2 separate regions of the Homo sapiens genome follow, and region 2 is linked to region 1. A link is an interaction called in ENCODE POLR2A ChIA-PET data of the cell type or tissue named here. Cell type or tissue: K562. All regions are shown on one strand. Each heading gives the region's core, and the rest is flanking DNA. Links, peaks and the distances in the headings are about the cores only.

Evidence for each region. Peaks named below come from ENCODE experiments on the same cell type or tissue, not always from the same donor. Only the 100,000 strongest peaks of a DNase experiment are listed, where the experiment ranks them.
Region 2: POLR2A ChIA-PET joins it to region 1 with 6 read pairs; 2 of 35 experiments call an interaction of 5 or more read pairs at or near these places.

The regions. Positions count from the first base shown.
Region 1 is chr3:14,666,529-14,670,915 of GRCh38, forward strand. It overlaps CCDC174 (coiled-coil domain containing 174), which reads left to right. Exons shown (of 11, transcript NM_016474.5): 7 at 277-419; 8 at 896-990; 9 at 1,521-1,653; 10 at 3,406-3,558; 11 at 4,368-4,387. Among named protein-coding and RNA genes, the nearest start is that of C3orf20, 6.4 kb to the right of the region's middle. In K562, for the core only: no CTCF peak of the experiment used is centred there; no DNase peak of the experiment used is centred there.
Region 2 is chr3:14,251,001-14,255,387 of GRCh38, forward strand. No RefSeq gene overlaps it. Among named protein-coding and RNA genes, the nearest start is that of LSM3, 74 kb to the left of the region's middle. RefSeq lists an enhancer at 1,269-2,468. In K562, for the core only: no CTCF peak of the experiment used is centred there; a DNase peak (open chromatin) is centred at 1,959.

The sequences.
Region 1 (4,387 bases), core at 324-4,323:
AGGAGAATCTCTTTAACCTGGGAAGCCGAGGTTGCAGTGAGCCGAGATCGTGCCACTGCACTCCAGCCTGGGCGACAGAGCAAGACTAGTCTCCAAAAAAAAAAAAGGCGAAGGCTGTTTTATTGATTTTCCAGCAGTCTTGTGGGTCAGAAGCCTCTGTAGTTCCCTGTTTTCTTTATCAAATAGTGTTACTTATGCATGATGCAACTGACTGTACTTAAACACTGATATCTCAATCCTTATCTGAAGATAGTTTTTGCTCTGTTTTCCTGCTAGTTTTATTAGTCCTGCTAATGAAAAAACCCTATTATCTGAAGATATGAGAAAAGAACTTCAGCGCCAGCAATGGGAGGAAGAAGAAAGAGAGGCCCTGAAGAGGCCCATGGGGCCCGTACATTATGAAGACATTCGGGAAAATGGTATGACTATTTTCTTGCAGCTTTGCAAATCTTATTTTTAACCTTAAACTGATGGCAAACATAAAGGGAAGTATTCATAAAGCAATAGCTTTTACATGGAAATTAAAGATCCTGCTTTGGAAATAGAAAATATCTCCTTTGTTCACTTCATAGCCTTAAAATACTCACATTTGGGAATATCTTCCTGACAGAGGGTCTGGTAATCCAAGGGATTGTTCCCTGAGAGAAGTGGAGACAGCCCATGGCTGAAAGCAAACGAACCCTTGTTATGCTTCCCTTGGCAAACAGGACGAAAACTTGGTCTAACTTTTGTGTTTCTTTGGTTTTTTGTTTCTTCGCTTAGCTGTTTTCTTTTTCTTTTTAAAACTTGTGCCAAATATCACTGTGTTTCTTTTTGCTTTGGTAGGAAATGTGGCTTGAGTGTAGTTGAATGATCAGGACAGTCTGATCTTTTGGGTAATTCATACTTCTTTCAGAGGCCCGGCAACTTGGTGTTGGGTATTTTGCCTTTGCCCGAGACAAAGAGTTGAGAAACAAGCAGATGAAAACCTTAGAGATGCTGCGTGAACAGGTACAGATAAATCCCAAGTGACTGTGAGGAAAGATGTGAGCGCTTGGTTTCTTGCTGGACCATACTGCAGAAAAATCTAGTAAATTAGTTAGAAATTAAAATTGATATTCAGAATTGCATAAAGGTAGTTGCCATACTATTTTTGTGTTTCAAATTTTATAACTGCTCACAAGTAACCTGTGTAACTTTGATGTTTTAAATCTGGTCCCAAATGTGGTACTTTTGGGGTGGCTTGGATGGGAAAATAGAAAGTTACTTAAAGGATTAAGGTGTAGGACGGAATGGGTTGGTTTTCTTGAGTGTTAAGGCTTGCAAGATGCTCTGTGAACTCTTATGAAACTTTGTAAGACATCAGAGGGTTCATAGGAGAGTACTTCATAGGGCTTCATTGTGAGGATCTCAAGGACAGCTTCTTAGAGGTGGCCTGAAGATCAATTAACTAGTCTATTTTTAGAAGAAAATTTCATCTTTTTGGACAGGAATATTGCAAATTTGGCTTCAAGCAAATAATTTTCTGATTTTCTGTTCAGACAACAGATCAGAGAACAAAACGAGAAAACATAAAGGAAAAGCGAAAGGCTATCTTAGAGGCAAGACTTGCCAAACTTCGACAAAAAAAGATGAAAAAATCAAAAGAAGGTGGAACAGAAGAAGAAAATAGAGGTATATCATGGCTATGTTGCTGAACTTCAAAAGGGAAAATTTTATTTCCATTGATGTCTTGCTAATAGGGCTGGCAATGTGAAAATTAGCCATTTAGTTTTATATTTAAGCAAACAGTATACCTTTGAGGTACTGGCAGGAGCAATTTTTATAACCAAAGTGATGCAGAATGACATTCAATATTTTTAGGCTATAGATGAGGATATGAAGCAACAATACATTGTGTTGCATCTTAGAATGGCATAGTCTTGTAATTGAGACTTAGTAAAGAGATATTTTAAGATAAAGTTTAGCTTTGCATATATATGTTTTAGACTTAAATTTTTTGCTATTGGTTATTTTATATATATATTTAAAGAAATTTATATTCATAAAGTTACATAGTAAAAGAATTTAGAAATATGAATATCGACAGCTTGCCAAAGCTTACCAAAGAACTGTGCTCCAGAAGTTGGTGATGTGGAACTTGGAGCACGGTTCCCCTTGGAAACACTGTTAAATGCTATGTCAGACTAGCTTATTGCATGAGTTGTGGTAGTACAGGCTAAATTGCCATCAATCTAGAGACTCCTACATAGAATGGCTCAAACAAAATAGAGATCTGTTTCTCTACTTAACAACTTGGAGGTAGGTGGGTGAGTGGGTATCCAGGGCATGTGAGTAGCTCTGCCCTAGATGGTCATCTAGTCCCAGGCTTCCTCCAGGCTTGCTGTTTCTGCCATTTCCTAGAGTATTTTTCTCTTCTGCATAGTCAAAGCTTGCTCCCCTGCTCACCTGTTCATGATCCAGCCTAGGGGTAGGCAGGGAGACTGGGAAGGGGAGCCACCTTCCTTTTTAGAGATGTGAGTGGGAAGTTACATACAGCCTATGCATTTACATCCTGCTGGCCAGAGCTCAGTCCTGTGGGCCACACCTCACTGTAGGAGAAGCTGGGAAATGGCCTCTCCAGCAAGGTGGCCACATGCTCAGCTGCAACCGGGGGGCATTCTGTTACCCAAAGGAAAAGGAGGAGTGTGGGTATGAAGGGACGTATAGCTCTCCAGCTCTCACAAAGCTTATGTGAAGCCATGGGCCATTTCCTAATGTCTGAACAAAACAGACCAGAAACATTTAGGAATTTGAAAACCATCTGTTTAGTTTCAGATAAATGCTCGCTCTATAACATGTTAAGCTGTGCAGATTGTTTCTCAAATTTTGCTCCATCTCCTGAACATCTGTCATGTCCAGAAAATGTGAAGCGCCACCACAGTGTTTTTTAAAAATCCATTTTTCTTTTACATTTTAAAAATGTGACCAAAATTGAACAGCCTACACCAGACCCCAGCTGTTCATCCCCTTGGCTCTGCTTGCTTCGCCTGAGATTGTGATGTTAGTTGAGTGATTTGGGGATTTCTGGTCCTGCAATTGCCAGTTTGGAGAAGCAGAGTGGCATAGTGAGGGGCACAGAGACTAAAATCCATCCAGCCCAGCCCAGGACTCCAGCCCGTATCACTTTCTACCTGTGTACCATTTCTGAGCTTAATTTTCCCCCTCTATAAAATGGGGATAATATGGAAGTATTGAATTTATTAGGATTGTTACAAGAATTAAATGACCTGTTGTATACAAAAGACTTAATCCACTGCCTGGGACATGTTAGGTACTTCATAAATACTGATGGTTACTTTTACTTTCAGGATTAGCATGTTCTGTATTTTTAAAAATAGCTTTAGGCTTTTTTATAACAGTGTCTTATTCTTTTACAAAAAATAGATGGAGATGTTATTGGGCCTTTGCCACCGGAGCCAGAGGCTGTGCCAACCCCACGTCCTGCTGCCCAGAGTAGCAAAGTAGAAGTCATTGTCCAGGAGAGGAAGGACACCAAGCCTGGAGTGCCACACATCCGGGAGTGGGACCGCGGAAAAGGTAAGGGAGGTGGGCTCTGAGGTGTAAGAACTCTCCAGTGAATGGAAAATGGTTTTTTTTCTAGAAGCACTTGGGGTAAGTTTTAACTTCGTGCTGCCTTGTGTGGTTTTACAGCTTTGGAATGCCATTTCTCAGGACCTGCCTTTAAAGTATTATGAAAGTTTGGTGTTCTCATATGCTCTGTTTTTAGCAGCCTCTTTTATGTTCAGTTGAAAATGGTCTACATGCCAGTGTACTAACCTGGATTCACACATGGTTCCATTGGGGAATTTCCCTGGACATTTTTTCTGTAAATTCTCCAGAGTGTCCACAGCAGCCTCTCTGGAAGACTATGGTTTATGCCTCTTTGAAAAAGATCATTTCAGTAGAACATTAGCCCATGCTGTCTGAGCTGATAAGATCCAAAGCTAAAGTAAGAGAAATGCAAGAGCCACTGTTAGAAATAGAGATGAAATACCAGACAAGGTTGGACAGTTCCCTTTTGTGTCTTCCAAAACTCAATAACGGACAAAATTTGTATTTTGGTATGAAATACCTACAATGTCATGTCAAGCAGATAATTTGTCTGTATTTCTCTTTTTCTGTATTTCCCCATCTAGAGATAGTCACTCCCTTTTCTTAGCCTGGTCTTTTATACTCGTTGTAGGTATTACTTATACCTTGTAATATAGTTTTGCTGTTGCCATTCTTATTCTTTGGATAATTTGTGGTGGCTTTTAAGAAATATATGATACAATTAGATAATAGTAACAATAAATTCAACTGATTCGTTAATCAGTTCTAATAACTTTCTTTCTTATTTTTACCAGAATTTTCCTTTGGATACTGG
Region 2 (4,387 bases), core at 188-4,187, 420 kb before region 1:
AACAGGTTCTTCTTGCCCACTGCACAGACAAAATCCATTTACTGAGATAATGGTATTGCAGTAAAGACATTTCATTGACAGGAGATCAGTCATGCGGGAGACAGAGTTATTACTCAAATCAGTCTCCCCAAAGGCTCAGAGGTTAGGGTTTTTCAAGGATAGTTTGGTGTGGAGGGGTCTAAGGAATGGGGAATGTTGATTGGTTGGGGATGAAATCACAAGAGTATGGAAGACGGTCTTCAGGTGCTGAGTCTGCCTCTGGGTGGGGGCCACAGAACTGGATGAATCACAGGTCTGGGTGGAGTCAGCCAGTTATGAGAAATGCAAGAGTCTGAAAAGACATCCCAAAAGGTCAATCTTAGGCTCTGCAATAGTGATGTTATCTACAGGAGTAAGAGGGGACGTTCCAAATCTTGTGACCTCTGGGACAATGGCTGGTTACATTTAACTACACATACATCTTAGCAGAATTCAGGCCCCCCTCACAGCCCTAACCTTGTGGTCTTTCATTAGTTTTACAAAGGCAATTTAATTTTGGGATAGGTTATCATCATCCTTGCTATAGGTCAAACTATAAATTCCTCCCAAGGTTAGCTTGGTCCACACCATAATTGACCAAGGACAGCTTGGAGGTTAGAAGCAAGATGGAGTCAATTATGTCAGATTTCTCTTACTGTCAGAATGTTGCAAAAGGAGTTTTAGAACATGGTGAAAACAGGCCGGGCGCAGTGGCTCACGCCTGTAATCCCAGTACTTTGGGAGGCCGAGGTGGGCGGATCACGAGGTCAGGAGATCGAGACCATCCTGGCTAACATGGTGAAACCCCATCTCTACTAAAAATACAAAAAATGAGCCAGGTATGGTGGCGGGTGCCTGTAGTCCCAGCTACTCGGGAGGCTGAGGCAGGAGAATGGCGTGAACCCGGGAGGCGGAGCTTGCAGTGAGCCGAGATTGGGCCACTCCACTCCAGCCTGGGCAACAGAGCGAGACTCCATCTCAAAAAACAAAACAAAACAAAAAAAAAAACATGGTGAAAAGATTCAGACCAGTTGCTGCCTCTGGGAAGGTAGGAATTGACTGGATAGGGAGAAGAACTTTCAGAGGAGCTGGAGATGTGGCAGGTCTTGATGTGAGTGGCATTATGTGCATGTAGACATGTAGAAGCCATCAACCTGCACATTTAAGATGTATGCAGTTTACTGTATATAAATTACATCTTAATTGTTTTTTAGCTGGACTAGATCCTCTCTGAGCTTCTTCTAATTCTCTTGCCTTTAGGGTTCTGGGGTAGAGTGCAGCTACTCTGCAGCCTCACTTCTGTGGGCTCCTTTGGGGGCAGTGTGCTGTGGCCAGAGGGGCCAGGACAGGAATTCACAGACCTGGGCACTGGACACTGGCCAGGTACAGTCATGGGGAGCAGAAGCAGAATGAAAGCAGAGGAAGCCAGTCGGTGGCAAGAAGGTGAAGCAGAAAGAGAGAAGAAAGAAGAGAGGAGGAAAAGGGGAAAGAGAGAGATAAAGGAAGGCTAAGAGAGAGACGAAGAGGAGGGCAGAGAGCCCAAGAGTGACAGACGAAGGAAGAGACTGAGAGAGGTAGACACAGAGAGAGCTAGGGAAAGAGACAGAGAGAGGCCGATTGCCATGTGTGGCCCCAGCGAGGCAGCTGTTTTGCATTTTACTCAGTTTGTTTTCAGCCCTGACTTCCATATCCTATAAGGCCACCTGGGTTCCAAGCCTGTCCCTGAATCTCCACGACCCTGAGCTGTACTTGCTTCCAATGAAGACCCGATTACCTTGTGCGGACTTGAGGGAGGCCCTCTTTCTCGTGCAGCCTGAAATGTGTCCCCGGTGCTGGGTGGTCATTCCTTTCTTGTGTGTCAGCCTCACCTCAAGAACTAGGAGTGTCTGGAGGGTAGGAAGACGCTGCCACCCACTTGCATCCTCTAATCTTCCACAGCTGACCCCAGTGGGTGAAGGTCAGATAGCTGAGTTGAGCAGTTACTTCATCATCTCTACCAGGAAGCATTCAAGGGCGTTACAAGGTGCTCATACCCTTCAGATGTGCTTGGGACAATGGCCCCAGCCCCTGGGCCTCCCTGCTAGGTCCTGGTTGTGGGACTGGGGAGAAACTGGTGGGGGCAACAGAGGGGGTAGGGTGGGAGCAAGATGTCCAGGTTGGAAAACAGTGGAGGCATCTTCTGTGCTGGGCGAAGTAGGGTGGGCCCTAAATGGGAAGATTGGTCGCACAGTAGAACTGGAGGCATTAGAAGGTGGGGCTCACTCAGCCAAGAGGTGCAGGGTGAGTCAAGCAAGGCTGTGGGAAGGCCTTGGGGCCGGTATGCTGGAAAGACCTGGGCAGGCGTGGTATGTCTGTTGCACAATTTTCCAGTGGTCACTGGACTTTGGCTGAGTAGCCAGAACCCAAATCCTCCTCTGCCTGCCTTCCAGACAGCCAGAAGGCCCAGGGTCCCAGCTGAGTGGATTAACTACCAATCACCACATAAGCGGCCCAGTTTGAAATTTGAGGGATGGCACGAGGTCCAGCTTCTGCTAGGACTTCTCTCATCCACTGCCAAGAGAGTTTTGTCTGAAGGCAGCCCTAAGCGCATGCTAGGCATGCCTCAGTTTTGTGTCCGGGATGACTGGGCTTTCTGGAGTCTACAGTGTGCTTACCGACTGTGGGCTGTTTTCTGCCTGACGGCCCAGCCCTGAGATCTGGGACTTTCCATCTTTTTGTTCTCAGATGGCCTGGTCTGAGGCCTTAGATCTTTGGGAATGTCTTTGCCTGTGTCCCAAGGGTGACACTAAGGAGGTCTGAGTTCTCTTCCATTCCCTCTGGCTGGAATGCTGTGAGTGTGGCTGGAGGATGTCTTGCATGTGGTTCCCATCTGCATCTTCAATAGCCTTCCAGCAAGACAGGAGGCTGACAGGGTCTCTGTTCTAATGGGAGCTGCATGGGTGTTTTAGTCAACAGGGAGACTTGTCTTTGAGGAACTGGGGAGAAAGCAGAGATACTTTTCACTTCTCCCACATCACTTTTATTCCATGTTGTATCAACAGCCGATCTTGGGTGTAGAATTAAAATCTTATTTTTGAGCAGATTCTGGCCCCACCACTAAGTTGCTGTGTGACCTGGGGCCACCCACTTGCCATCTCTGTGCCTCAGGTTCCTCGCCTGGCTGTACCTCTTCCCACTTAGTGATCCATGGCTCCTGTGAGCTCCAAACCTGCCAGTCCTCTGAAAGAAATCACAATTTTCCTTGTGTTTCAAAAACCAAGGACAAGCACTGATATGCAATCGTTCATCGCTCTCCTGGCCCCCAACAATGTAAGCCTTGGTTTCTCTGTAGGTGGAGTTAGTGTAATCAGCCCTCCCAGGCTGCAGAAGGAACTGGTACTTGTGGGATTTGCAAACTGAAATAAGTGATGCAAAGATTTATACCAATATCCGCCCCAACCCTCCCAGGTCCCACGAGTGTAATTTCCTTGCCTGTGTTCCCCACAACACCCTGTGTTCCTCGGGCCTGTCCTCCCTCAGCAGGGCCTGCAATGGCCAGTCCTTACATTCTGAGAGCCTGTGCCTAATGTCTTGTGTCCCTAATATCTTGTGTGTGTGTGTTGGGGTGTGTATGTATTGGGGCGTATATGTGTTGGAGTATGTGTTTGTTGGGGTGTGTGTGTGTTGTGTGTGTGTGTATTGGGGTGTGTGTTGGAATGTGCCTAATGTCTTGTGTCCCTAATATCTCTGGGAGGTGGGGAGCAGTATCACTTCCACTTTAAGGACAAGACGCCTGGATCCCAGAGTTTAGACCACGTAACTGCACCTACGGTTCTTATTTCTCCCCAGGCTTAGCTTTAAGCTGTGCCTTGAAGCTGGGGATGTGTGAGACTGTGTGTGTGTGTGTGTGTGTGTGTCTGTGTATGAGTGCATTGGTCTGTGTGTGTATTGAACTGTGTGTGTTGGGTTGTGTGTGTGTTGGGGGTATGTGTTTTAAGGCGTGTGTTGGGGTATGTGTGTTGAAGTATGTGTGTGTTGGAGTATGTGGGTGTTGGTGTCCGTGGGGGGATTGTGTGTGTGTTGGGGTGTGTGGGTATTGGGCTATGTTGGAGTATGTGTGTGTCAGAATGTGTGTTTTGGGATGTTTGTGTTGGGGTGTGTGTGTTGGGGCATATGTGTATTAAGGTGTGTGTGTTGGAGTATGTGTGTGTTGGAGTATGTGTGTATTGATGTGTGTGTGTATTGGGGTGTGTGTGTTGGAGTATGTGCGTGTTGAAGTATGCGCGTGTTGCTGTGTGTGTGTGTGTTGGGGTGTGTATGTATTGGGGCATGTATGTGTTGGAGTATGTTTTTGTTGGGATGTGTGTGTGTTGGGTGTGTGTGCATTGGG